Linked DNA regions of Homo sapiens: region 2 is linked to region 1. A link is an interaction called in ENCODE POLR2A ChIA-PET data of the cell type or tissue named here. Cell type or tissue: GM12878. All regions are shown on one strand. Each heading gives the region's core, and the rest is flanking DNA. Links, peaks and the distances in the headings are about the cores only.

The links. ChIA-PET counts read pairs that join two places held together with the same protein. Peaks named below come from ENCODE experiments on the same cell type or tissue, not always from the same donor. Only the 100,000 strongest peaks of a DNase experiment are listed, where the experiment ranks them.
Region 2: POLR2A ChIA-PET joins it to region 1 with 5 read pairs; 1 of 35 experiments calls an interaction of 5 or more read pairs at or near these places.

What each region holds. Positions count from the first base shown.
Region 1 is chr6:149,504,882-149,509,282 of GRCh38, reverse strand. It overlaps PPIL4 (peptidylprolyl isomerase like 4), which reads left to right. Exons shown (of 13, transcript NM_139126.4): 13 at 3,579-4,401. The coding sequence ends at 3,830. Among named protein-coding and RNA genes, the nearest start is that of ZC3H12D, 22 kb to the right of the region's middle. In GM12878, for the core only: no CTCF peak of the experiment used is centred there; no DNase peak of the experiment used is centred there; H3K27ac peaks cover 365 bases.
Region 2 is chr6:150,859,407-150,863,807 of GRCh38, reverse strand. No RefSeq gene overlaps it. Among named protein-coding and RNA genes, the nearest start is that of MTHFD1L, 4.1 kb to the left of the region's middle. In GM12878, for the core only: no CTCF peak of the experiment used is centred there; a DNase peak (open chromatin) is centred at 1,847; H3K27ac peaks cover 358 bases.

The DNA of each region.
Region 1 (4,401 bases), core at 232-4,231:
AATATCCTTCTCATTTTGCATGGAGTAAAAGCATCAAGATTTTGGGGGAATGCTATTAGTATTTTTAAAAAGATTTTAAGGCAATTTTAAGTTGAAATTTTAAGGCAATATTAACTATAAAATTATTAAATTCTGAATAATGATCTCCTAACTTCTCCCCTTAAAGTATATTAAATTTTAAAAAGTTTTGTACTTTGATTTAATGATATAGCTACATTAATTTTCTCTTCTTCCTAATAAAACTCAGCATCAGTATTTAAGATTTTAATGGCCCCCCGATTTTTTATTATTTTGTTTTTTATTTTTTAAAATTCATTAAAGAGAATTTTCAGTACTAGACAAATTTCAGCTATAGTTCATATTTTCCTGTTTGTCGGTGTTTTGCTTAGTGAGTCTGGTTTCCCAAGAGTATTTTAACTTATTTCTTCAAATTCTTTGTTTTTTATTGAGTAACTAGCCTTACTAATCAATTCGAAAACGTTTGTTTAATTTTCCACCTCATGTCTTAATTCCAGAGATGGTTTTTGTGTTGTTGAGGTTTGGGTTTTACTGGGGTTACAGGAAATGCGTATTCAGCTGGGGGTTGCCTTGCTGAGAAGTATTCATGCTGGTTGTCAGTTTTCCACTGGGGTTTTCATAGTGTTTGTATTCTTGACTGTACTTTTTCTGTCATTTTAGTGATTTAATGTTATCTTGGTGACTAAGATTTAACCAGATCTTTGATTTAGTCCCAGAGACTTGAGCAAGGATAGCTTTTAATTAGATTAGACTTTTTTTGATTGCTTATTTCAAGTCATTTGCTAGGTTAATTGCTTTAAATTGGCCATTTTGTGTTCTTCGTTTTTTCTTTTCTTTTTTTGCCACATGGTAGTTTAATCATCTTGTCTTATGTTTTAAATGTATAAATAATATAACTTTTAAAAATTCATACTGGAAAGGACCTAGACCTTATCTAATTCATTTATCTCACTTTAGATATGAAGATACTGATCCCACAGGCCCTTAGGCCTTTATAGTGGGAGAGCTAGAATTTTAACATTTATTTGGTTCAGTCAGGTGTTGGATTTTTTCCCCATTATTCTGTACCACTCCCCCCTTTTTAATTTTGGATGTCAAGTTAAATTATCTCCAACCTGTGCAGATCTCTTGAGTCTCAGTTTCCCTATTTCTAGAATGAGGATATTGCACTCCTAAAGCTCTTAGCACTGTGTTAGCATGTACTTGGAGGATCTCCTCTTACATGGCTTCATTCAGCCACTTTAACTTTTCCCCTTCATACATACAGGGCTCATTTTTCCTTGCTTTTCAGTTTTCACTTACACTACTTTCATTAGCCTTCTTGCAGCCCATTCAGACCCAAGCTCACTTACCCTTTGAGGCTCATCTGAAATCCTAACTTCTCCATGAAACCTTCTCTAATTATTCTAACCTTAAGAGTACTTGTTTGACACATCTCCTAAATGTCAAAGACTATTTGAACCCAGATCTACCTGACTTCAAAGCTTGTGTAGCTTTGAAAACTACTCCCGAGTAGGAGTGATTTTAAAGTTTCAGTCCAATTCAAATATTCAGCTTCCTCAAATTTTTAAAAGAATGAAGTGCTACATAATCTTTTATCTCTTCTATTTTAAATACTCAAAGCACTTAAGTGCCCATTTGTATAATAACATACTGAGGATTTTATAAATTTATACATCAGCCAGCAGTCTCGGCATTTTAAAAGTTTGTCTCAACCAATACAGAAATAAGTACAAGATGTACAGATATAATAGTATATGAATATTTCTATTTTGTATATGTTATAGGAAGCACAAAAATTCTTTTATCTCAGAATGTCATATTTTACTAGAAAATTGATGGCAAAAGGCTAAACCAAAATGCCTACTCATTTTTTCTACCTCAGGGACTCTTATAATATGACAAGAACTATTGGGATTGTGTGGAAAATCACAAATCAGTTTATAATACTGTATTACACAGTGTGATTATTACTATAACAATCCTGTTACATCTGTTTTCACACACTGTCAAACTCAAGGTGTACAGTATCTAGACAGTATATGGAATAACTAATAATTTGCTTAAAACCCAGTCCTTAACCATGGGTATTCATCACTCTGAATTTTAAGCCTTGACATTTATGTCTGCTACAGTGGTATCTGGTGATAGAGTTGAGACCCTTGGGAGTTTAGTCCTTAGAATTTTCCTTTCCTTTGGGCAGTCTTAAGAAAGTTAAATTTTACAAAGTATCTCTTGAAAGAGCATTGGCTGTGGTCTAAGAGTAGAATTAAATGTAGCAATTTTATTATCTTTGGGGCAAAGGATTCTACCAGTGTTTAAAAACTCATTTTAAAGAAATATAATAATTTTGACATAAGCCTAATCAGCTGAGTGAGGTGGCTCATGCCTGTAATCCCAGTACTTTGGGAGGCCGAGGTGGGAGGGGATCACTTGAACCCAGGAGTTTGAGACCACCCTGGGCAACATGGGGAAACCCCGTCTCTACAAAAAAATACAAAAATTAGCCAGGTGTGATGGCACATGCCTGTGGTCTCAGCTACTTAGGAGACTGAGGTGGGAAGGATCGGTTGAGCCTGGGAGGTTGAAGCTACAGTGAGCCATGATCGTGCCACTGCATTCCTGCCTGGGAGACAGCAAGACCTTGTCTCAAAAAAAATTCTCCTCTCTAACTTCTGTCTTTCTAAACATGGAAGATGTATTTGAACATCTAGAGAGGAGCTGTTATAAAATAAAACACTTTAAAAATTAATTGCTCAGACCCAAGTATACATTATCCATTTTCTTTTTTCGAGATGGAGTTTCGCTCTTGTTGCCCAGGCTGGAGTGCAGTGGGGCAATCTTGGCTCACCGCAACCTCTGCCTCCCAGGTTCAAGCAATTCTCCTGCCTCAGCCTCCCGAGTAGCTGGGATTACAGGCATGCGTCCCCACACCTGGCTAATTTTGTATTTTTAGTAGAGTTTCTCCATGTTGGTCAGGCTGGTCTTGAACTCCTGACCTCAGGTGATCCATCCACCTCAACCTCCCAAAGTGCTGGGATTACAGACGTGAGCCACCGCATCCAGCCTCCATTTTCTTATTTAAGACTTACTGACTTGTCTAAGATCTCTTCCTGCTAAGTTATTTCAATGATATCTTCTTATAGGATTCTTATGGGAATTTTAGTAGTTTCATTGCAGATCAATAATGGGACCACGTTTTGGGGGAGTGAAGGGTGGGGAGCTGGGAATAAGACTATACATAATCAGAATTTTTGATTTTGCAGATTGCTCTAGAGACATGTTCTGATTTCAGTTGAGCTATTTCAGTTCCATATTTTTGAAGCTGATCCTTCGTTTCAGCCAAAATAGTAGATACAAATCAATGACGTTGTTAAACCTTTTTCTGAATTATTTTATTGCTTTGTAATTTACAAGATTCTTGACATTAGTGGTAGTGTTCACATTTAAGCTGTTATAACAGCCTTCTAATGGTAGACTTTTCTAAGTTTTATTAATTGAAAATGCCCACAAAATGATTATTTTACTGATTCACTTGTAATTCCCCCTTCCTTTGACAGGATATCTATAGAGAAATGGGGTTTGGTCACTATGAAGAAGAAGAAAGCTGTTGGGAGAAACAAAAGAGTGAAAAGAGAGACCGAACTCAGAACCGAAGTCGTAGCCGATCTCGAGAGAGGGATGGCCATTATAGTAATAGTCATAAATCAAAATACCAAACAGATCTTTATGAAAGAGAAAGGAGTAAAAAGAGAGACCGAAGCAGAAGTCCAAAGAAGTCCAAAGATAAAGAAAAATCTAAGTATAGATGAAAGATGAAGAGGCAGAATTGAGAGGCTAACATATTTACTCTTGTCTAACTTAAGAGTGCCAGGAAAGCAGATGCTTAGATTTTGTGTCAAAGCTTGTTATTTTTTTCATACTAGGATTATGGTCTTTAGATTAATACTGATTATATAGAGCACGGAAAGATAAAGAATTGAACATTTTCTTTGTATACTTTTTTACACTAATTTTATTGTTATACATAAATGGTAGTCTTCATTTTTGAAGTCTTACATTTTCACTCTTTTTTTAATGAAGTATTTCATACTACAAAAATACATAAACGTATATATAAAGGGATAATAAATGTAAATATCTGTGTACTCATCAGCCAGCTTAAGATACAGATGTTGTCGACATTTTAGAAGTTCCCTAAGGCCCTCTCCCTCTCAAATAATTATTTGGAATTTTGTGTTTGTCATTTGTCTATTATAGTTTTACAACATACGTATGTATCTGTAAGTGAAATGTTAATTTTGTATGTTTCTGAATTTTATATAAATGGCAAAATGTTTACTTCTGTGACTTTCTTTCATTTTTATTGCTATATAGTATTAT
Region 2 (4,401 bases), core at 133-4,132, 1.4 Mb before region 1:
AAAAAAAAAAAAAAAAAAAAGGCTTCCTGAAGAAAGTGAAAGAGGTGGCAGCTGGAGGCAAGACCTTAGCAGTTGAGCTAAGGGAAGGTCAGCTAAGGGAAGGAAATGAGCTAAGGGAAGGTCAGTGTTGGAAAAGTGGGAATGTTGGAAATGAAGGAACAACATGAGCAAAAGTCTGGAGTAGAAGAGAGCATGATGAATTTGAGATACTGAGAGCTGTTCAGTCGAGTGGGGAGGGCAGGGGAAAATGAGTAGCAATGGCAAGTAAGAAGAGCTGGGCAGGGCCACGTTGTGGCAGGTCACGAAACCATTGCATTGCATTTTTTTTTTTTTTTTGAGATGGAATCTAGCTTTATTGCCCAGGCTGGAGTGCAGTGGCGCAATCTTGTCTCACTGCAGCCTCCACTCCCAGGTTCAAGCAATTCTCCTGCCTCAGCCTCCCAAGTAGCAGGGATTACAGCCAACCACCATGCCTGGCTAATTTTGTGTTTTTGGCAGAGACAGGGTTTCGCCATCTTGGCCAAGCTGCTCTCAAATTCCTGACCTCAGGTGATTTGCCCTCCTCGGCCTCCTCCCAAAGTGTTGGGATTACAGGAGTGAGCCTCTGCGCCCAGCCCATTGCATTGCATTTTGAAAGCAGTGGAAAACAACTGAAGGATTTAGAATTAGGAGAGTGGCAATCTCAGATGTGTGTTGTAGAAGGATCACAGCAGCGACAGCGTAGACAATAGAAAGTGAAGGCAGCAGACAAATCCGAAGACTGTTTCAGTAACAGGAGAAGAAACGAGAAGTTCCTGAGTATATCCTTGACCAATGGATTGGTGAAAAGTGGATGGATTCATGAGATAAGTAAGAGGAACCATTGGTAGCCTTTAGGATTTGATTGATTTAGAGGGTATATGGAAGGAAGTTGTCAAGGATGAAGCCCCACTTTCTGGCTTGAAGTATAGGTGGTGCTATTCCTAGAGGAAGACCAGAGGAGAGAAGCAACAGGCTTAGCCCTATCAAGATTGGCATGCCTATGGGATATCAGAGTGGAGATGTGGAGTAGGATGTTGGATCCATGGATGTATAGCTCAGGAGAAAGTTCAAAAATGGAGATACAGATTTGATAACCATGGTTATGGGTAAGATCACCGAGAGAGTGTATAGAAGACAGGAGGACCTACAATAGCACCAAAAAACACAAACAAGAAAGAAGCAGAGGAAGACAATGCCACAAAAGAGACTACGGAGGGAAAAACAGTAGGAGAAAAAATTAGAAAGTGGGCCGGGTGCGATGGCTCACACCTGTAATCCCAACACTTTGGGAGGCCAAGGTGGGGAGATCACCTGAGGTCGGGAGTTCGAGACCAGCCTGACCAACATGTGAAGGGGGCCTGCCCCTCCACACCTGTGGGTATTTCTCGTCAGGTGGAGACGAGAGACTGAGAAAAGAAATAAGACACAGAGACAAAGTACAGAGAAAGGACAGTGGGCCCAGGAGACCGGTGCTCAACATGTGAGGACCTGCACCGGTGCTAGTCTCTGAGTTCCCTCAGTATTTATTGATCACTATTTTTACTATCTTGGTGAGGGGAGTGTGGCAGGGCAACAGGGTGATGTGGAGAAGGTCAGAGGGGAAACATGTGAGCAAAGGAATCTGTATCATGAATAAGTCCAAGGAAAAGTACTGTGCCTGGATGTGCATGTAGGCTAGATGTATGTTTCCCTTTACACAAACATCTCAGTGTAGCAAAGAGTAACAGAGCAGTATTGCTGCCAGCATATCTTGCCTCCAGCCACAGGGTGGTTTTCTCCTATCTCATGATCAGCTTTACCCTGAGACATTTCATTCCCAGGGACGTGCAGGAGACAGAAAACTTCCCCTTATCTCAACCGCAAAGAGGCCTCCCTCTTTCACTACTCCTCAGCACAGACCCTTCATGGGTGTCGGGCTGGGGGATGTAAGGTCTTTCCTTTCCCATGAGGCCATATCTCAGGCTGTCTCAGTGGGGGAAACCTTGGACAATACCCAAGCTTTCTTGGGCAGAGGTCCCTGCGCCTTTCCGCAGTGCATTGTGTCCCTGGTTAATAGAGAATGGAGAATGGCGATGACTTTTACCAGGCATACTGCCTGCAAACACATTGTTAACAAGGCACAGCCTGCACAGCCCTAAATCCATTAAACCTTGATTTGATACAGCACGTTTCTGCGAGCACATGGTTGGGGCTAAAGTTACAGATTAACAGCATCTCAAAGCAGAACAATATTTCTTAGTACAGATCAAAATGGAATTTCTTATGTCTTCCTTTTCTGCATAGACACAGTAACAATCTGATCTCTCTTTCTTTTCCCCACATTCTCCCTTTTGTTTTTGACAAAACTGCCATCGTCATCATGGCCCGTTCTTGATGGTCGCTGTCTCTTCGGAGCTGCTGGGTACACCTGCAGACTAACAACAGACAGAACAGGCACACAAGGATTAATATGAAATTTATAATAATGGAACTTCTGATGGTTTTAACCCAAGTGACTGGGTTAAGATTTGCGAGGCCATCAGTAGCTTCCGTAATTGCTTCAGTTCCTGGCACCAAATTTAAATGGGCTTTTGATGCCTCAAAAATTTGTTCTTTTAATTTTGAAATGTCTGAAGTAAGATTATCTTCTCTTCCTTGTAGATGGCATCTAACCATGTCCCAGTGAGGCTCAGACTCATTACAGGCTTGGGGTGTAATACAAAAATCTGACGTATTCCAGTCACACTGTAACTGAAAATGATGTTCCAAGCTCACGAGCTTATCTCCCATCCAAATGACATTTTGTCTAAGATCATTAATCTAATTTGCCAATTTTTGATCAATACCAGATTGTGAATTCCACAATCTTGTAGAATTTTTTTTGCCAATTGTTAACAAAGTGTACCGTCTGAACAGAAGAGTGCAATGCAACTCCTGCCACAGCGGCCATAACTGTGACTGCACTTAATCCCGTAGTCACCGCAATCAAAGTAAAAATGAATCTTTTGGATCTATTTAGAACTCCTTTTAATACTTCAGTTAAAATATGGATGGATGGCGAAGCCTCCTACAGTTGGTCCATGGACACAGGGATCCACATGGCCTCTCTTGCTCTCACTGGTAGAATACAGTGCTGCCAATTAAAAGTTGAATCAATGCAAGTAAACAATCTACAATTTTCACAGGTTATAGTTTGGGAATCTGGGTTAATAACTATTTTTCCTACAACTAGCATATAAGGGGGCTTTACACAAATTTGCAAAGGAATTGTCAGACTGGAATTTAGGTCGATAGTATAAGATGGCTTACCATCTCTTGTTTTTATAGCTTAATTTCCAGACCAAATTCTAATGTGGTGCGAGGCCACAGTAAGCTTCCAAAGTTCCGGACGCTTAGGACCAGTAACAGGACTAACTAACTTTGGTCGAGGTGATGAGATTCCCTTTTCACCCCATTCCCAAGGGTATAGAGACTCTAACCTTTTATACTTATTTTTATCTAAACCTTCTGTTAAGTCACTGTCCACAGTTGGACTCACATGTGCACTGGGACACGATTGAGTTTGTCCTGTGCAATTGCAGTAGAATTGACCTCGAGGTGCCCAATCTATAATGGTTCCGAATTCATTGTTTTGTAATATCACCGTCCTATCAGCCACACATTCTTCTCAAACTAAAACTTCTGGGCCTTTTGATCCTTTGGGAATTTCTTTGGGGCAAGGCTTCCCCTTAGGCCTAGATTTTAATCATCTTTGATAAGAAGGGTCCTGCAAATAATTTACCTGTGGCCTGAGTGACATTCCACTTACCCTGTGATAAGTAAATCCACTGGTGGCACTGACAGTAGGTACTTCTACCAACCAATTTTGGGTTGTAGGCATTAAGCATCCTGGTGCCCTCCCCAGGCAAATAGGAGGATAACAATACCCAGTGGAAATAATCATCATCATTCCTTCTTCCTTGGGTTGGGCAGGGCAACGATCATCCGTGGGGCCAGGTACCCATGCACTATTATTAACATATACTTCAATAGAATTATCCACCCATGTAACTGCCCGAATTAAGGGCAGGAAAGGCACATAGGCCCAGTAAGCATAATTAGCTGCAGCTGCTCCTGCAGACATGGGAAGACTTATCACCGTTGATACAATCATCAAAGCTGCAAGCAGCATATTCTCTGGAGTTTGTGTCACCTTTGTGAATGTACTTAATGCCACTGAACTGTATATTTAAAAATGGTTAAGATGGTAAATTTTATGTGCATTTTACCACCATCTTAAAAGTCAAGAAGGAGGTGAAGAAACAGCTCAAATTGGTGATCTAAGTTTGCTAGAGTCAATTACTATCATTTACAACAAAGCACTCTGTTGTGTACAGTGGTTAAAGTGAATGCAGGTGAAGG